Linked DNA regions of Homo sapiens: region 1 is linked to region 2. The links are chromatin loops, found by intact Hi-C in ENCODE. Cell type or tissue: PC-3. All regions are shown on one strand. Each heading gives the region's core, and the rest is flanking DNA. Links, peaks and the distances in the headings are about the cores only.

Region 1 (8,333 bases), core at 186-8,185, 73 kb after region 2:
TTTTCCACTTGGTGGTGGGGCAGGTACTTTTATGGGCCAATGAATTCCTCCTTATACTTCTCCCATTTCCTCCAGGGCCAAATATCTGAATCCTCTTGCTTTTGTATCTGAAGACTCAACCTCTTCTGGCTCCCTCCTCTTGGTCCACAAAGAGGCCCCATTCTCCCCTGTCTAAAAACTCTTTCTACTCTGGAGCCACCTCTTTCTCATTCCTCCATGTCTGTGGCCTTCACCCCTTCTTCTCTCAAGTATTCCTCGACTCTCCATCTTTTACCATCACAGTGATACTGTGTCAGATGCCAGCATTGACCCTTCAGTGCCAGAAGTTACGGTCCTGCCCAGCCTTCTTCATCCTCACCCTCACTTTCATGCTCAAAGCAGTGACCTTCCTCCTGTGCCTGGAACTGTCTCCCTCTTTTACTTCTGTGACACAACACTCAGATTTTTCCCCACCCTTGCTGTTGGCACCTTTTTTCCTCCTGTATTGTCTTCTTTGAGTTCCTTACTTATATATGCAAATGACTACAGAAAGAAGAGTTGGTAAAGAGATGGCAGATACATGTTCAAGGAAAGACAGAAGAACATCAAAGTGTGCGGTGTCCTAAAGTATCTTTAGGATGGAGATAGATGGCAACAGGATTACATGACTCAGAATAACACTGTTTAACTTTTTAGAAGACAAATCTAGGCCTGAAAACACAATTGCCTGAATGAACTGGGCTTTTGTGGTTTGCTGCCTATAACAGAATTTTGCTAAGAAAGAATCTCCTAGTGGCTGAAAGTGCCCAAATAGAAACTGGGAGATTATAGAGCAGGTAGTTTTATTGTTATTATTATTATTATTATTTGAGATGGAGTCTTGATCTGTCACCCAGGATGGAGTATAGTGGCGCGATTTTGACTCACTGCAACCTCCGCACCCTGGGTTCATGTGATTCTCCTGTCTCAGCCTCCCAAGTAGCTGGGACTACAGGCATTGTGCCACCACACATGGTTAATTTTTTGCATTTTTAGTAGAGATGGGGTTTTACCATTTTGGCCGAGCTGGTCTCAAACTCCTTACCTCAGGCGTTCCACTGACCTTGGCCTCCTAAAGTGCTAGGATTACAGGCATGAGCCACTGCGCCTGGCCAGTCAGGTAGTTACAGATAACTCTGCTTCTTCTTGAGTTCTTTGATTACATGATAACCTTTCTCAGTCTTTTTCAAAACCCCAACTGTCACCACCACCAGCATTATCCTCATCACCATCACCATCAACACTCTTACCACTACCCTCCCCCCACCATAATCATCCTCATCTTCACCACCATAATTCCCACCACTACCTTCATCATCACTGTCAAATGCCATTGAATGGTCCCCTACTAAGAACCAGGTTCTGTGCTGAGCCCTTCATATATATTCTCTCTCTTCATGTTCATATCAACTCTGAAAAGTCAGTTTATAATTTCAGTTTTATAGATGAGAAAACCAAAACTCAGAAAGGTTCATTAACTTGCTTAGAAGGACCCAGCAGTTTAAAATGTGTTCCCTACTAATATACACAAGAGAGTTTATTAATCCAAAATCAAGATATCTGTTTAAATGTCAACCAAAAGATTGAGGTAAAAAAGACATTGATATGACTTGCTTATCTTTAACAGGAGACACTGAAACTAAATAGTGGTTTAATAGCTTCTCCTCAGCATTCTGTCTCCTAATGGACTTTGCAGGACTATTTTAGGTTGAAATTTTTCCTGTCCAGTACCAAAGCTCTTCAAAGATTCTATTCCCATCCCTTACCCTTTTGGGAGACGGTCAGGGAGAGAGAGGGAGGTGTAAAATCCCTCTTACAAATCCTTTTCCAAAAATCTTTGGCTGAACAAAGACTTTCCCATTTAAGAGCAGGTGACAGAAAGATTTCTCCCATAGGCAGCGCATTAAGGCTCTCTGCAGAAGTAAACAAATCTGTTATGATGAAAGCCGGACATTCCTCAGAGCCAGGATCTAATGAAAATGTCAGTGTTTTATGCAGTTTAAAAACTGACAATTCAACAGTTTTACAGGAGCTATTTAATGTTTATCATCACTTACAAGGGCTCAAATGCAGACAAAGGGAAGGGCAACTAAAGAAACCAAGTGGATCTTTGCTTGGAAGCCGCCATGTTATCTATAAACCATGAGAGTATGGCAGTTTATAAATTACCAGGCAGCCTCAGGCAATAAAGTGTAGGTCTTAGCAAATGAAAGTTGGAAATCCACACTCCAAGATACAATCATCATAGTGACCATGCTCTGCACTTTCATTTACACCTCACCCCATTAAAGACCCAACCACTGGGGAGTGAGGATACTAGAGAAAGCCCTTAAACTAACCTAAGGTGATCCATTAAAAGCTTCTGAGTTCTTGCCAAATTGTGCTTTAGATACTATCAAAACCACTAAGAACAGAGAAATAGAATATGTAACTCCCAAACCAGTAGGGGGAAAATAGAAATAAAGAAAGCACAGTCAATTCAAATAGGACATTAAAGGAGAGGAGGGGAAAAAAGGAGAAGGGAACAAAAGAACCATAATAAGAGAACATGCGAAATAAGAAGAGTAGGTCCAAATAGATTAGTTACAATAAATACAAATAGCTTAAATTCACCCATTAAAAGACAGAGATGCTGGGTGTGATTGCTCACATCTATAATCCCAGCACTTTGGGAAGCAGAGGCAGGAGGATTGCTTGAGCCCAGGAGTTCAAGACCAGCCTGGGCAACATAGTGAGACCCCATCTCTACAGAAAACAAAATTAGCTTGGCATGGTGACATATGCCTGTGGTCCCAGCAACTTGGGAGGCTGAGGTTAGAGGATCACTTGAGCCCAGGAGTTCAAGGTTACAGCGAGCTGTGATTATGCCATGCACTCCAGCCAGGGTTATTGAGCAAGATCCTGTCTCTGAAAATAAAATAAAGTCAGTAAAAAAATTAAATCTAGTTTTATGTTGCTTTTAAAATGGAAAATGGACCAGTGACACACAAAGGCTAAAAATAAAAGGTTGGAAGAAATATGCACTTGCACACAGGAACAGAAATGTAAAGGCAAGAGCATTAGTACAGATGAAGAAGATTATTAATGAAAGATAAGAACAACCTACCAGGAGCTATAACATTAGATGATGACATTTTATACAATTAAAAGTATATCCTAGATAGAGAGAAAACAAAAAATGACTGAATCCATAATGATTATGAGGATTTTAATGCTTATCTCTCAGAAACTGAGCAGTTACCAGCTAAAACATTAATAGAGATTTAGAAGATTTATTAGATAACTTATAAGCTTCATCTAAAGAATATACAAAGAACATGCACCCAAAGAGAGAATTCTCTTCAAGTACATATGAAATATTTATAAAAAAATTGAACATGTGCTTGGTTACTTAGAAATCTGAATAAAATACAAGAAGCATTATTATGTACTTGATATCTGCACTTCTGTGTTAAAAGAAGAATGATTTGGCCGGGCGCGGTGGCTCACGCCTGTAATCCCAGCACTTTGGGAGGCCGAGGTGGGCGGATCACGAGGTCAGGAGATCGAGACCATCCTGACTAACATGGTGAAACCCCATCTCTACAAAAAATACAAAAAATTAGCCGGGTGTGGTGGCAGGTGCCTATAGTTCCAGCCACTTGAGAGGCTGAGGCAGGAGAACGGCATGAACCCAGGAGGTGGAGCTTGCAGTGAGCCCAGACCGCGCCACTGCACTCCAGCCTGGGTGACAGAGTGAGACTCCAACTCAAAAAAAAAAAAAAAATGATTTTAGAACCTTACACATCAAGGCCAATCCACCCAGTTTCCACCCAGCCTAGAAAATAGTCCTCATTTTCTGAGGCTTGTCTTGGTGTTACCTCCTCAGAAAAATCTTCTCGGGTCACCTTAAGTCCGGTAGTTCTTCTCATTCCCAGTGACTCCTTAATAACTCTACTGTACTTTTCTTCATGCAACTTACTAGTTTCTGAAGTCATCCTATTTGTTACTAGTTCACTGCCTTCCTGGCCCCACCCTTTGAAATATAATGTATTTGCAACATCTAGCTCCTGGAATGGAGCCTGGAACAGAGTAGGCATCAATGAACATGTGCTGATGAAAGCCTGACTTGGCACCCTACAGTGACCCTAGCCCTTCATAGAGATATAGACCTTGCCCCTAGAATAGATCACATTACATCAGGATTACTTGTGTTACAATCTCAGTAAGAGTTAGTGAGTTTGTCATCATATCCACTTACATAATAGACGGTAAATAAATGACTAAACTATGTCCTTCCCCATGCACCAAAAGAAGCCACACCTTGGGAAGCCACATCGCCTGCTTACAGCCACATCTTGCTAACGACAGAGCCTGATTTCTGACTGCGAGCATTACTCTGCTCCTCCACATGGCCTCCATGTCCCCTGCAACACAACCTATTATGCGTGGAGGCTGCAAGGACAGAGAAGACAACTTGCAAATGTCTTTTTCAGCAAATTCAGTGTTTCTGTTACTATTATATAGATACTAGCTTTTGCCAAATCTATTAAAATTGACTCAAATTATCATTTCTTATAATAACTGCATGTCTGCATAAGGACTGCATTGTCCAATTAAAGAAACAAAGAAAATAATAGTTCATTGACTCAAAATCAGCTGTGTGGCCATATTATCAGCCCAATAGTTAAAGAAGGAGGAATCACTGTGTGACCTTGGACAAGTTGCTTAATGGCTGAATTCTCAAGTTTCCACATCCATGAAATGCTCATAACATTAGTGCTGACTATGCAGGCTGCTATGAAGACTAATTAGATTACTCCATTAAAGCACTGAACATAGTACATGTGTCCCAATGAGCTCGATAAATGTCACTAGCATTTCAGACACCTGCATAGTCAACTTGATTCTTTTGCACTGCTTTGCAAGCTTTGCTCGAGAAACTGGTTTTTGATCACCTGCCTTCCATAGCCCTTCCAGAGATGCACCACTGTTATGGAATGAATCTTAATGTTCCTTTGAATCTGATTAAATCCATTCCTCCCTGTTACAGTGGACCTAGAAAAATCCTGGCCAATGCCAGATGTATTTGTTGGATGGCCTTTTTACCGAAGATTTCAGGAAGATGGGGCTGCTGTAGGGGCAGTCAAGATCACAGCATTGATTAACAAAGGGGCAGATTGTCTGGGGAACATTCTTCTTTGACCTAACCCTTCTTCCTCAGAAGGAGCTATGCTAGAATAGAAAGTTTCCACCACAGACATCTGCTTGCCAGATCTGTCCCAACACTGTAGCCACTGGTGAGAGCCATCAGGCAGTACAGATTTTCCCTTGGATTGGCAGCTACTTGAAGAAGGGCACAAGTAGGCTTCAAATTTATCATGGAAGACAGGAGCAGTACAATTTTGGCAAGGACTCCCTTCAAACATCAAAAACTTTTGCAGACTCCTCCACCTAAGTGTAATTTTATTTCTCTTCAAATAAATGGCTGTTGAATAAATGACTAATAACTATAACCTCCCCTGTGTGCCAGAAGAAGCCTGACACCTTGGGAAGCCACGTTGCCTGCTTACAGCCACATCTTGCTATGGACTGAGCCTGATTCCTGACTGTAAGCACTACTCTGCTCCTCCACGTCCCCTGCAACACATCCTATGAAGCATGGAGACTGCAAAGGAAGACAGAGAAGACAACTTGATACCTGATGATCGACAGCTACTAGGAATTCAGTAATGTTCTGAAATGCTAATGTATTTAAATTAAGTAATGTTTTTAAATTTTAGAACTCATAATAGTGTCTATGCACACACCAGAGAAATTATCACACATGTATTTATGAGGCATTCTATTCTGGATCATGGTTCATTATGTGTGTGTGTTTGTGTTTTTGCAGATTTGAGGACTCCCAAAGGTCCTTAGTCCACAGATAAGGAGATAAGTCATGGAAAATGTAGAACTTGTTCCTTTTAAACTGGAGTTTTTAAACTTCAGCACTAAATCAATAGTGCTATGCTATAGAAAAGGAAGAGTGACTACAGTCATCTATAGTAAGAAATTCTCAGTTGGAATATTCATGCTCAATATGTGTAACATTTTGATCAGGTTGAAGATAATGACAATTTTTTCTACCAAATTATTTATTTTCACCTCAAGGTTGATCTTTAAAATTGAGTCTTGTGGATGAATAACGCCTTGGACTGGTAGAAGATCCAAGTTCTACTTTCATTTTCACCAGGAACTAACAACATAACCTTTGACAAATCATATCGCTCTCTGGGCCTCAGTTTCCTATCAGTGAAAAAGCTCATGTGAGGCACCGAGGCAGAAGACTATAGACAGGACAGAAAATGGAAGGGAATTGACCACCCAGCAAAAATGCAGTAATGGAATCAAAGCCAGCATTAGAAGTAGCAAGGAGCTGAATCACTGCTCTAGAAAATATCATCAGAAAAATAGGCTGTAATCTTGTGAAGTTATCCCAGAATATAGAGATGTAATCTGTAAGGGACAACATGATAGATATGGGAATTACATAGTGAGAACCTGAGGATAATAGATGCTCTAGAAAAAAAGACCAAAAACTAAGAAAGGGAGCAATAAATTAATGCAATGAAACACATATATGGCAGGTTAAAAGGGCTTACCAGAAAAATGTAAAAGAGGTAAGCAGTAGAAATAATCTGGCACAATTGTTGACTTGTTGATGTAAAGAAAAAACAATCTATAAGGATCTGGAAAGAAAATAACAGGCTGTCTTTAAGAGCACACATCAAGATGGGCCTCAAGAAGTACCCACCCATAGAAGTACCTCTCTGTCATCGTGCAGAAGATGGGGGAAACATTCACGTCTGCCATCTTCTCCCCACCACTCAAGTCCCATTTTTTGTTGATTTATTTGGATTTTCAGATCAAGACATTATTTCTGGTTTTTGCATTATACCCCTTTGAAAAGCCTCTTTTGACATGTGTGCTCTTCACTGATTCCAGTATATGACAGTGGCTTGTGATGCTCAACACCAATTCAGGAAGAGGAATAGAAGCCTAGAAGAGTGCTGTTGGGGGCAGAACACTTGTCCCAGAGAGCAGGGGAGCTCTGCACAAGCTTCAGTGCAGGCCTTTGGAAGTTGTCTGTGTGGACACGGCCTCTGCGCCTCACCTAGAGCCATTAAGTCAGAATCCCTAATGCAGTGCCTGGGCAAGTACCCACGTGGTTCTTATTGGCAGCCTGGGTGATGAGCTGCTGATGTCGCTCCTACTGGCCCTGCCATGTGGCATCTGGATGAGGAGCTGGGGAGGCAAATCTGGGCATCATTAATACCTGCTGCTGGCCATGGCAAGCTCGCCACAGGCCCTCTTCTGCAGTGCCAAAGCAGGTTCGCACACCATGCGGACGGGGGCTGGGGGTAACACAAACGAAGGAAGTGAGGCAGATGTGAGGAAGGCCACATTGGTGACCAGTAAACTGGAGAGGGCTGGCTGGACAAAGGAGATTGCTGGGGCAATCTCGTGGGAATATAGCTCGCTATAACCAGATCATCTGTTTTTTTCCAAAAACCCAGAAAGCCAGAATCGTATATTATATTTTCCGGTTTTTGGAACACTCTGAGCCAAACAAAATGCCATCTAGGCAGAACTGGCTTATAAGCTCCATATGTGACTCCAGGCTTAAATTCTTCATGTCCACAGAAATTGCCCTTTTATTTTAATCAAAAAAGTCCTCCTCAGAAACAGGTCAGGCCTTTCTCAGCAAGTAGAAACCTAGGTGCTCCAAATGACTATCTTCATTAATTTGTTAATTGTTTAAAAAGCTACTCAGACTGCCCTGAAGTTCAGCTGCTCCCTGTCATTTCACATTCACACTGGTTGTGTGCAAACAACCAGCGAGCTGTCCTTCGGCACTGTAAAATGCCACGAGTCCAGGAAACAAGTGCTTCCTGCCTATGGGAGAGCTCTGCCCCTCTGAAGAGAAGCAGACACATTCAGAGCTGGTAGCCTGGACTATCACTCCTAAATAAGAGAAGGATAAAGAGCCGGGGAGCCGGGTGCGGTGGTTTATGTCTGTAAGCACTTTGGGAGGCTGAGGCAAGAGAATCCCTTGAACACAGGAGGTCGAGGCTGCAGTGAGCCATGTTCACACCACTGCACTCTAGACTGGGCTACACAGTGAGTCAGATCCTATCTCAAACAACAAACAAACAAATATTCGGGCCTCTGGAAAAGTCCATCGGACAGGAACACAAAGGGATCCAGATGCCAGAGTAAGTACTCCACTTCCTTTTTAATAACCAGCATCCACTGGGAACTTCCCATGAGCCGGGCTTTGTGTTTTGGCTGCA
Region 2 (8,333 bases), core at 179-8,178:
AAACACACCTTGAATACTGTGGAACACATCTTGGTTTTGTGTGGCCTAAAGTTCGTACCATTTTAGAGGCCTTCTTTCAGAAAAAGAATACATAAATAATTGACTATTTCAAGCTTGATAAAAAGATACGGCCTTGTGAACATTTCACTGGGGCACCTCCCAGGGCCTTGGAAAAGTCAGCTTACCTGAGGTGCTCCAAACGTAAGCTCCATTATCTTCATGATAATAAGCCCTGTTATCTTATTTTTGAGATGGCATTTTCAAATTCCAATGAAAATAAAGTAAAACACTGTTAAAAAGCCCTTTACTGAAAAGAACTTGGTTTTAAGATGAGCCTGCCATAGCATATACAAGTCACAGGAAGACATCTCCCTAAACTGGATCTTAAGAAAGCTGTCATGTTCGGGAAAGAGATGCCCCCTCCTAGAAAAGGAGCCAGAGAGAGGCATTCTGGAGAATTTGAAACATGAAGGAACAATTTGATATCTCAAGTTTACTGACCAGAAGTGGCTCCAATGACAAGTGTTTACAACAGGATCTTCATAGAGCCAATAATGGCAATTAGTCTCCAGGATTTGAAGGCGCCCTTCCCGCCTCACTGAGGTGGAATGCCATTTACTCTTGGGCTGGTGACTAATTAGGGGTCTCGTTTGAAGATCAAGGTTTTGCGATTCCTGCTTCTTAATAACATGGTTTGCCTGTCGGCCACCTGGGTCCAGGCGAGACCTCCCTTTCCCTCTCCCCACACAGCAAGCACTGCCTTAGGCCAGAGCAAGTGTGGGCAGGAAACCACAGATCCAGCCTTTTGAGCAATTTAACCTCTTCACCGCCAAGATCCTACAACCCAGTGCTTGATTCAGCTGTGCAAAAATGGAGGCATTTGACCTTGTTTCTCAGGCAGGGCTGAAGGCTTGCCTGTGGTGCAAAGAAACCACCTTGGAGGTGAAATGCTATGCAGCATACTTTCTTGGAGAAGAAGAGAGAGAGAAAGACTCCACTTTTCCAGGTGAGTAGCTCATCAAGAGGCTGTCTGCATTTGCTTCAGGCTGGGCCATTTCCAGAACGCCTAATAGAAGTGACTGGCAAAAGAAGGGGGTAGGCAGAGCCCTGATGTAACTGCTCATGAGACCAAAGAGGCTGAGGTGCCTGCATCTTCAGACATCTTGCCAGGACCCCGTGGCCTTGCTATGTGAGGCTGGGCTGGGGCTACACTTTCTAAGACATGGTGGGGGAGAAGCCAAAACAGCAGGAAAAGTAAGCTGCAAAGAATTAAGCTTGTAACAACTTGGGCAAAGCACAAACAGTGACTGAGGTTGCTCCTTTGGCTGTTGACACACGCTGGCCTGGGTCGGTTGTGGTCACTAAACCCATTAGCGTTCCAATGTGGCAACAGCTAATGCAGCAAGTTCAATGTGTTTTTGTTTAATTTCTAAATGCTGGGTGTATGCCTGCAAGGATGGCCTGCTGAAGACAGACAACTCCACTGCCATAAACACAGTCATCATTGTCAGTGATCTGAAATTCATTTTTTAAACTATTTATTTCTTGGCAGATAGGGGCTAAATGGAGTTTTGCATTTCATGAACTATTTTTTAACTTCAACTTGCTACACACTTCTATGTGTTTTCTAAGCAACCACCAATTCAGAGTTTCCCCGCAACAAAAGGAAATAGTCTTCTCTGGGGGGAGGGGACCATTTTTGGTAGGGGAGAAGGGAAAAGGGAAACATAAACACAAACCAGCAACCAGCTGGGTGAAGTCAGGCCTTTTAACGATATGCTGCCTCTCTGGGCCCTAATCCTCACCTGCAAACAAAGGAACAGGAAGAATGCTACCTCGTTTTGGTCTGCAGAGTTGAAAGTGAAGTGGGTTCTTAAATGAGATACAAAGGCAGATTCAGTCTGGATTTTATATTGTCTTCAATCTTTGTTTATGAAAACTACAGGAATCCTTCCTTCCTTTCTCCTTTCCTTCCCACCCTCCCTTGCCCAACAGACCACCTTAAAGGGAAACAATAACATTCCCCTCCAAAGAATGAGGAGTTTGAGAAAAGCAAGCAGAGGTTATTTCAGTGGGAATCTGAGGCCAGTCACATTTGCACAGTGCCAAAAAGCAGACATACTCTCTGGTTTGAACTTATATTTAAATCCCATGCCAAAGCCTGCCCTTGTAGGTCTGCATGAAGCACAAGGGCCCAGGGCTGAAACCCTTGGTCTCCCATCTCCAGCTCCCACTCAGGGATATAAGTGAACTCTGTAAATGTCTCCACGTGTAACTGGGAGAGCTGTAACAATGGGCCTCCAAGATGGGCCCATTCTCCCATCTGTTATGGGGCTTCCAGCTATCATACATGTTTCCAACTTAGATGTAGACGTACCCTGAGAGGGAATTTCTGTGCTGCTTTTGTCCCTGGTCACTTTGAAGATTAAAGAGAGGAAAATGTGTTTTCATAATATGTGAACTGGCTGGAAGTTTCCCTATTAAATCCCAAAGTCCTGGCAGGCAGGGTTCAGGCTTAACTCCTCTAAGACTGGGTTGGCATCCAGGACTGAAGGCTAGGAAATGCCTTTGGGCAGACCTGGGCCAGAGACCAAGGGACTGGGGCATGACAAAGTGGTCACCTGAGGCATAATGCCAGTGGGTTCCGGGGGCACCCTTGAAGCCACTGCCAAAGCCCAATGCAGCAGGACTGCAGAGTCCCCTGGAAGACCCATGGATATACCAGTGGCCTCAGCTTTGCTACGGAGAACTTGCTTGGGAGCTAGTCCCTTGAGTGATATTGCAAAACTCTACAGAGATGTATGAAATTCCTGATCCGGGGTGCCAATCCATGAACAGAGATTCCTACTGCTGGAGGAGGCACATGGCTGGGTCTTCCTTCAGAGCTTTTGCATAGGTGTTCCCTCTCACTTGGGCACTTTCCCCATCATCCTTTATCTGGCTACCTTCTGCTTATCCTTGGATGTCAGCTTCAATACCACTTCTTCAGGGGAGCCTTCCTGACTTCCCTTCCTGGTCCAATCCTCTTGCCAAACACCGTCTTGACAATTTCTCCCCCCTCTCCCCATATGCACTCCTGCTTCTGGGCAACTTGGCATCAGACATTTGTGTTAGGATCTGATTAATGCCTGACTGCATCCTAGGCTGCGTTCATGAGGACAGGCTATGTGTGTCTTGCTCACTGAAGTGTTTCTTGTGTTCCTGCCACACAGTGGGCATGCAATAAATATTGAAGTAGGTGAAGAAGAGAGCTAACTAAGTTCATTGATGGTAACACACATTTATCAAATGCTGACTGTGTGCCAGGAATAGCCCCAAATGCTTCTGCAGCAGTGATTTTCAACCTCAGCACTACTGACATTTTGGACTAGATAATTTGTTGCTGCCATAAGCACTAAAAGTGAGAGCCGGAGACAGGGCCTAACAGGAGCTTCGTATGTGTAGACTACCTATTACTCCTTCCCCTTTCCATTTTGCTGACTTCAGGTAAGTCACTTAACCTCTCTGAGCCTCAGTTTTCTCATCTCCAAAGTGAAGATAGTAACTCTAACCTCTCCAGGTGGTTGAGAACATAAAACAAAATGAACTCTGCCTATAAAGTCCCTTACTAATGGCTGGCATATAACAGGAGTGCAATGAGAAGTAGTCCTTATTATCTCCCCCTCTATACTCGCCCATACAGCAGAGAGCTGGGCAATAGGACCAGCTTGATCCTGAGTGCAGAAATAACCACAGTGGGGTGTTCATGCCCAGGTTATGTATGGGCTTGGTCATCTTCATGAAAAGATGTGTGCACAGTAAAGAGAGAACACATCACTGGGGCCAGGAAGGAACAGTGGTAGAAGGAACCCCAAGCTTCCCCAAAACTGCAAATTCCCTGCCTCCAACCTGGGGCACCTCTGGCAGCCAGCCACGTTGGCAGCCTCGTACTTTCTCTTGGGCTCTTCCTGTTGGCATAGCCCACCCTGTTTTACAAAGCTCCAGTGGTTTTTTTTTTTTTTTTTTTTCATGGCTCCAGCTGTTAGATAAACTTTCAAGGATATTTCTGTGGCAGGTACAAACCTGGACAGGAAGACTTGGGAAGAAATCCTAAATTAATTATATGTCAACATTTAAGCCACAAGAAGGAGCAGTTGTCATAAATTTTTGGAAGGTTAAAATCCAATTTTAGTTGTAAATGTGAGCAAGCTCACTGACTCACTTGTGAACGGGTGCCAACAAAATGATATATTTTACATTCTTTCACAGCTTGTTTTGGCTAAACACAATGAAAAAAGAGAGAGAGAGAGGAATTACAGTTTTTATTCTTCAGTGGGCTGAGGTGTTCAATCATGCACAAAAGCTACATGTGCCAAAGCAGAAGAAATTAGCTGAGTTTATCCATATTTTTGGGTGCCTTCCACCTTTATAGAGAAAGGAAATGGAGCTGAAAACTCAAAAGACGGCCACAGGTACCGCAGTTGGTCATCGTTAGTGCTGATGGCCCAAGGCTGGACATTCCTGATGACAAATCAAGACTCCTCCAGGAACTACCCTCATGGTTTATCCTCAGTCCTGACCAAACCCTGGCACACTAACAATTTCTAAAGCATCATTTCTCTGAGTATTGGCTTGGGTTGAATGCAATGGTAGGGTGTCAAGAGCAGGAAGGCAGAAGAATTTCCTTTAATTTTCACAAAATTAGGAAGGTGGCTGGGATACAGTTATAATTTTTGCCTATTTTCTCATTCATTCATGCATTCATTCAGTTCTTCAATTCAACAAGCAATCATTTTTGCCAGCCATGGGCCAGGACTGGGGATTTGAGGGGGAGTAGGACATAAACCCTAATCTGGGAGACTTGCAGCCAGGTCAGGGGCACAGATGGGTAAGAAGACAACTGAAATACAATGTGATGTGTGAGTTCATGGGGGCCCAGGATGCCCCGAGACACCTCATATGGTGTCAGAGAGGGCCAGCAAACATTCCTCATAGAAGATGACTTCCAGGTTGAGATGTGAGGGGTGGTGAGTAGGAGCTACCGAGTGGAAGAGGGAAGAGAGGAACCATCTGAGCAGAAAGCAGCATGTGGTAAGGCCTGAAATAGAGCCAGGCCAAAGCTGACCCAGTGAACCTCAAGCACCAAGGACACAACATGGAATGGGAAGGGGGGAGTAGCAGAGTCAGGGCAGAGATGCAAGCAAGGCCAGGCCACGTGGGACTTTATGGCTACATTAAGGAGACTAGATGCTGCCTTCAGGCAGTGGGACACCATGGAAGGGGAGTGACCTGGCCAGATGTGTGACTTCAGGGCAAAGTGGAAGCTGGGTGGAGGCAGGTGGGGACTACATAACCTTTCCTTAAGGGAAGAACAATTCCTTGGGTGGTGTCAGTTGAACTCTGTCCCCTAAAAAGATATTTTCAAGTCCTAACCGCTAGTAAATGTGAATGTGACCTTGTTTGGAAATAGGGTCTTTGCAGATATATTTGAATTAAGATAAGGTTATACTGAATTAGGATAGGCCTTAATCCAATGACTGGTGTTCTTAGAAGAGGAAAAATTGGACACAGAGACACAGAATACATACAGGGAGAAGGCCATGGGGTGATGGAAGCAGAGGGTGGAGCAATGCATCTATAAACCAAGGAATGCCAAGGGTACCAGCAACCACCAGAAGCTCGGAAGAGGCAAGGAAGGGTCTCCCCTAGAGGCTTCGAAGAGGGAATGGCCCTGCCAGCACCTTGATTTTGGACTTCTGGCCTCCAGAACCATGAAAGAATAAATTTCTGTTGTTTTAAGCCAACCAGTTTGTGGTACTTTGTTACAGAACCCCTAGGAAACTAATACAGGAGTCATGGTGGAGTTCTGCTGCACTGCTCCCAATAAAACTGAAACTCCAGGCAGCCTTGGTGCTGAAACCATGGGGGTCCATTTGGGAGAGGGTCATCTGAGATCCAAGAAGCATCTCCTCTTGCTTCTGTCTCCCTTTGACCTGGTTGAGCAACTTGTGCTCAAAGGCCCGCGTCGTGGCTCTCCCAAGGGTGGCTGTCCGTGAGAGAGTTAGCACCAAAAGTCAATATTTGTCCACAGGCAACAGTTGTGTTTGCACTATGAAAGCCCCAACAGGTTTTTTCAGAGATTTCAATTGGCCATGAAGTAACTCTGTCCCAAGGAAACCCCTGAAGATGAGCCAGGAGGGACAAAAGTCCCAAACAGTAGGCTCTGGCAGGCAGCATCACAGGAAGCACGAGGGGACTCGTCCCCGGGCCAGGGTCTTCACGGGGCCTTGGTGCACAATCGCTGTGCTTGTGCTGCTGCTGGGGTTGGACTTCCTCATGCAGCTCAGCCAAAGCCTCCTGGCCCTCCCTTGGTGCTGATCAGCTGTTCCCAGCTGGAAGCAGCAATGTCATCCTCTTCCCAGGACTCCAGCTGACACAGCTGATGGGTCTGCAGGCCAGCAGGAGCACACGTGTCTCCACACCTCCTTTGGGAGGAAGGGATGTCCTGGCCACCCCAGTTCTGGCCTGGATGGGGGCAGGAGAGTCAGGAAGTATCCACATGGCTATTCAGTGCCTAGCACAGTGCCTGGCACTAGGAGGTTCTTAATAAATGAATCAGTGAATGAATGAAGACCTTGGGCTCTTTAATCCAACTGAATTTGAGTCCAATCGTGGCTTAGCCCATGATTAGCTATGCAACCTTGAACAAGAAACTGCACTTTTCTGGGCCTCCACTGCCCCATCTGTCAGACGGAGATAGTAAAAATATCTAAAGCATAGAGGTGTTGAGAGAAATAGCATAGACCAGACATGTTAGTGCTTAGTGGGGGGCCTCACAGTCTTAAGGGCTCAATAAATATTAGTCAATATGACTATCATTTTTATTGTGGAGTTGTATGCCAGTGTAAAAGAAGTGTTCATATTTGCCAGCTCTAGACTTGGGGGAAAAGGATGAGAGAAGAGAACGTAGCGAAATCCTCTTAAGACTCCAGTTCACAAACCCTTTGCTATTACCTTGATCTCAACTGACCGTCATGACAACTCTGTGACATAGGGCAAGGGTTGTCATCTCCACTTCTGATAAGAGAATCTGAAGTTCAGGGCAATTAAGTAACTTAGGCAAACACTTTTCAGTGATAAGTAGCAGAGCAAAACCCCAACCCAGAAGTCTTCCCATGACATCACAACAAAGTACAGAGGCATGCCATACCTCCTCCTGGAATGAATGAATGAATGAGAAACTCAATCGCAAAATGATTCTCAGGTATAGGTGGGAAAGAAAATAAGAGCTAAAAACTATAGGATGGAAGCATCAGAGACTTGGGCACTATTTCATGCGTGGGTTTGGGCAGTCAACTCCCCTTTTCTGATCTCTGTCTCTCAATCTCTTCTAGTTCTCAAATCCTAGGAGGAGGCAATAGGGTAGAGTCAGGGTAGAGTCAGAGGCCACTCCTCAGCTGTGATTTAATGTCCTGAGCCTCAGTTTCCTTACCTGTCCAATAAAGATAGTAACACCCCACAGGCTTCCTTGGAGGATCAGGGGTAATATGTACATGAAAGGGCTTCATAAGCAGCACTGATATTAAAAAGGATGAAGCAAAATATGATGGCAGATTGGAAAAAAGAACCTGAAGGAAATGGCCCAAGATAAAAATGCATTAATATTAACCAACAGGTTCCTTTAGAACAACAAAGCAATGAAACAATAATTTTAGAGAAACAAAACCCTGCCTAGGAACAGCCTGCCAGAGGGAGCGGAAATGAAGGCACAACCAAGTGGCCCTTGGCTTACCTATCTGGAAAATAACAAGATGAAAAAGATTCTTTGTAAACTAATATTTGTAAAAGCCCCACTGGGCTTTCTGCCTGCACAGACTGCCTATTATCTTGGCAAAGGATGAAAACAAGTGAATTCTTATTTAAAATGAGTATGAAGCAAATTCAGGTAAATGTTATCGGCATCATCATGAGCTGCCATTCGCTGAATACCTACTATGTGCTGGGCACTGAGCCAGGGACTGTGCATAGATACTTTATTTGACAAAAAAAAAAATTTTAGCACTCTCACAAGGCAGGCATAATATTCAATCATTCATATATTCATAAATGTTCATGTTTCTTTGTTCAACAGATATTTCTTGAGCATCCATTGTGTGCAGGTATGGTACTGTCTGGTACAGACACAAGGATAAACAAGGTCTAGTCCTTTTCTGTAAGACAAGTCATTTCTGACTTGTTGAGATTATTCTTTATTTAAGAATTCCTTGTGGGGTCTGCTCTATGAATTACAGGATGTTTAGCAACATCCCTGGCCTCCACCCACTCAGATGCCAGTAGTACCCTAGTTTGATAAC

What was found. Hi-C counts contacts between places; a loop is a spot of excess contacts. Peaks named below come from ENCODE experiments on the same cell type or tissue, not always from the same donor. Only the 100,000 strongest peaks of a DNase experiment are listed, where the experiment ranks them.
Region 1: it touches region 2 in a loop (4-fold over the local background); 3 of 110 quality-filtered maps call a loop at or near these places.

The regions. Positions count from the first base shown.
Region 1 is chr3:55,593,652-55,601,984 of GRCh38, forward strand. The region is part of intron 17 of ERC2 (ELKS/RAB6-interacting/CAST family member 2); the gene reads right to left. Among named protein-coding and RNA genes, the nearest start is that of ERC2-AS1, 9.8 kb to the right of the region's middle. In PC-3, for the core only: no CTCF peak of the experiment used is centred there; a DNase peak (open chromatin) is centred at 4,170; H3K27ac peaks cover 1,159 bases.
Region 2 is chr3:55,520,514-55,528,846 of GRCh38, forward strand. The region is part of intron 17 of ERC2 (ELKS/RAB6-interacting/CAST family member 2); the gene reads right to left. Among named protein-coding and RNA genes, the nearest start is that of WNT5A-AS1, 37 kb to the left of the region's middle. In PC-3, for the core only: a CTCF peak has its summit at 4,086; DNase peaks (open chromatin) are centred at 4,198 and 4,498; H3K4me3 peaks cover 891 bases; H3K27ac peaks cover 3,123 bases.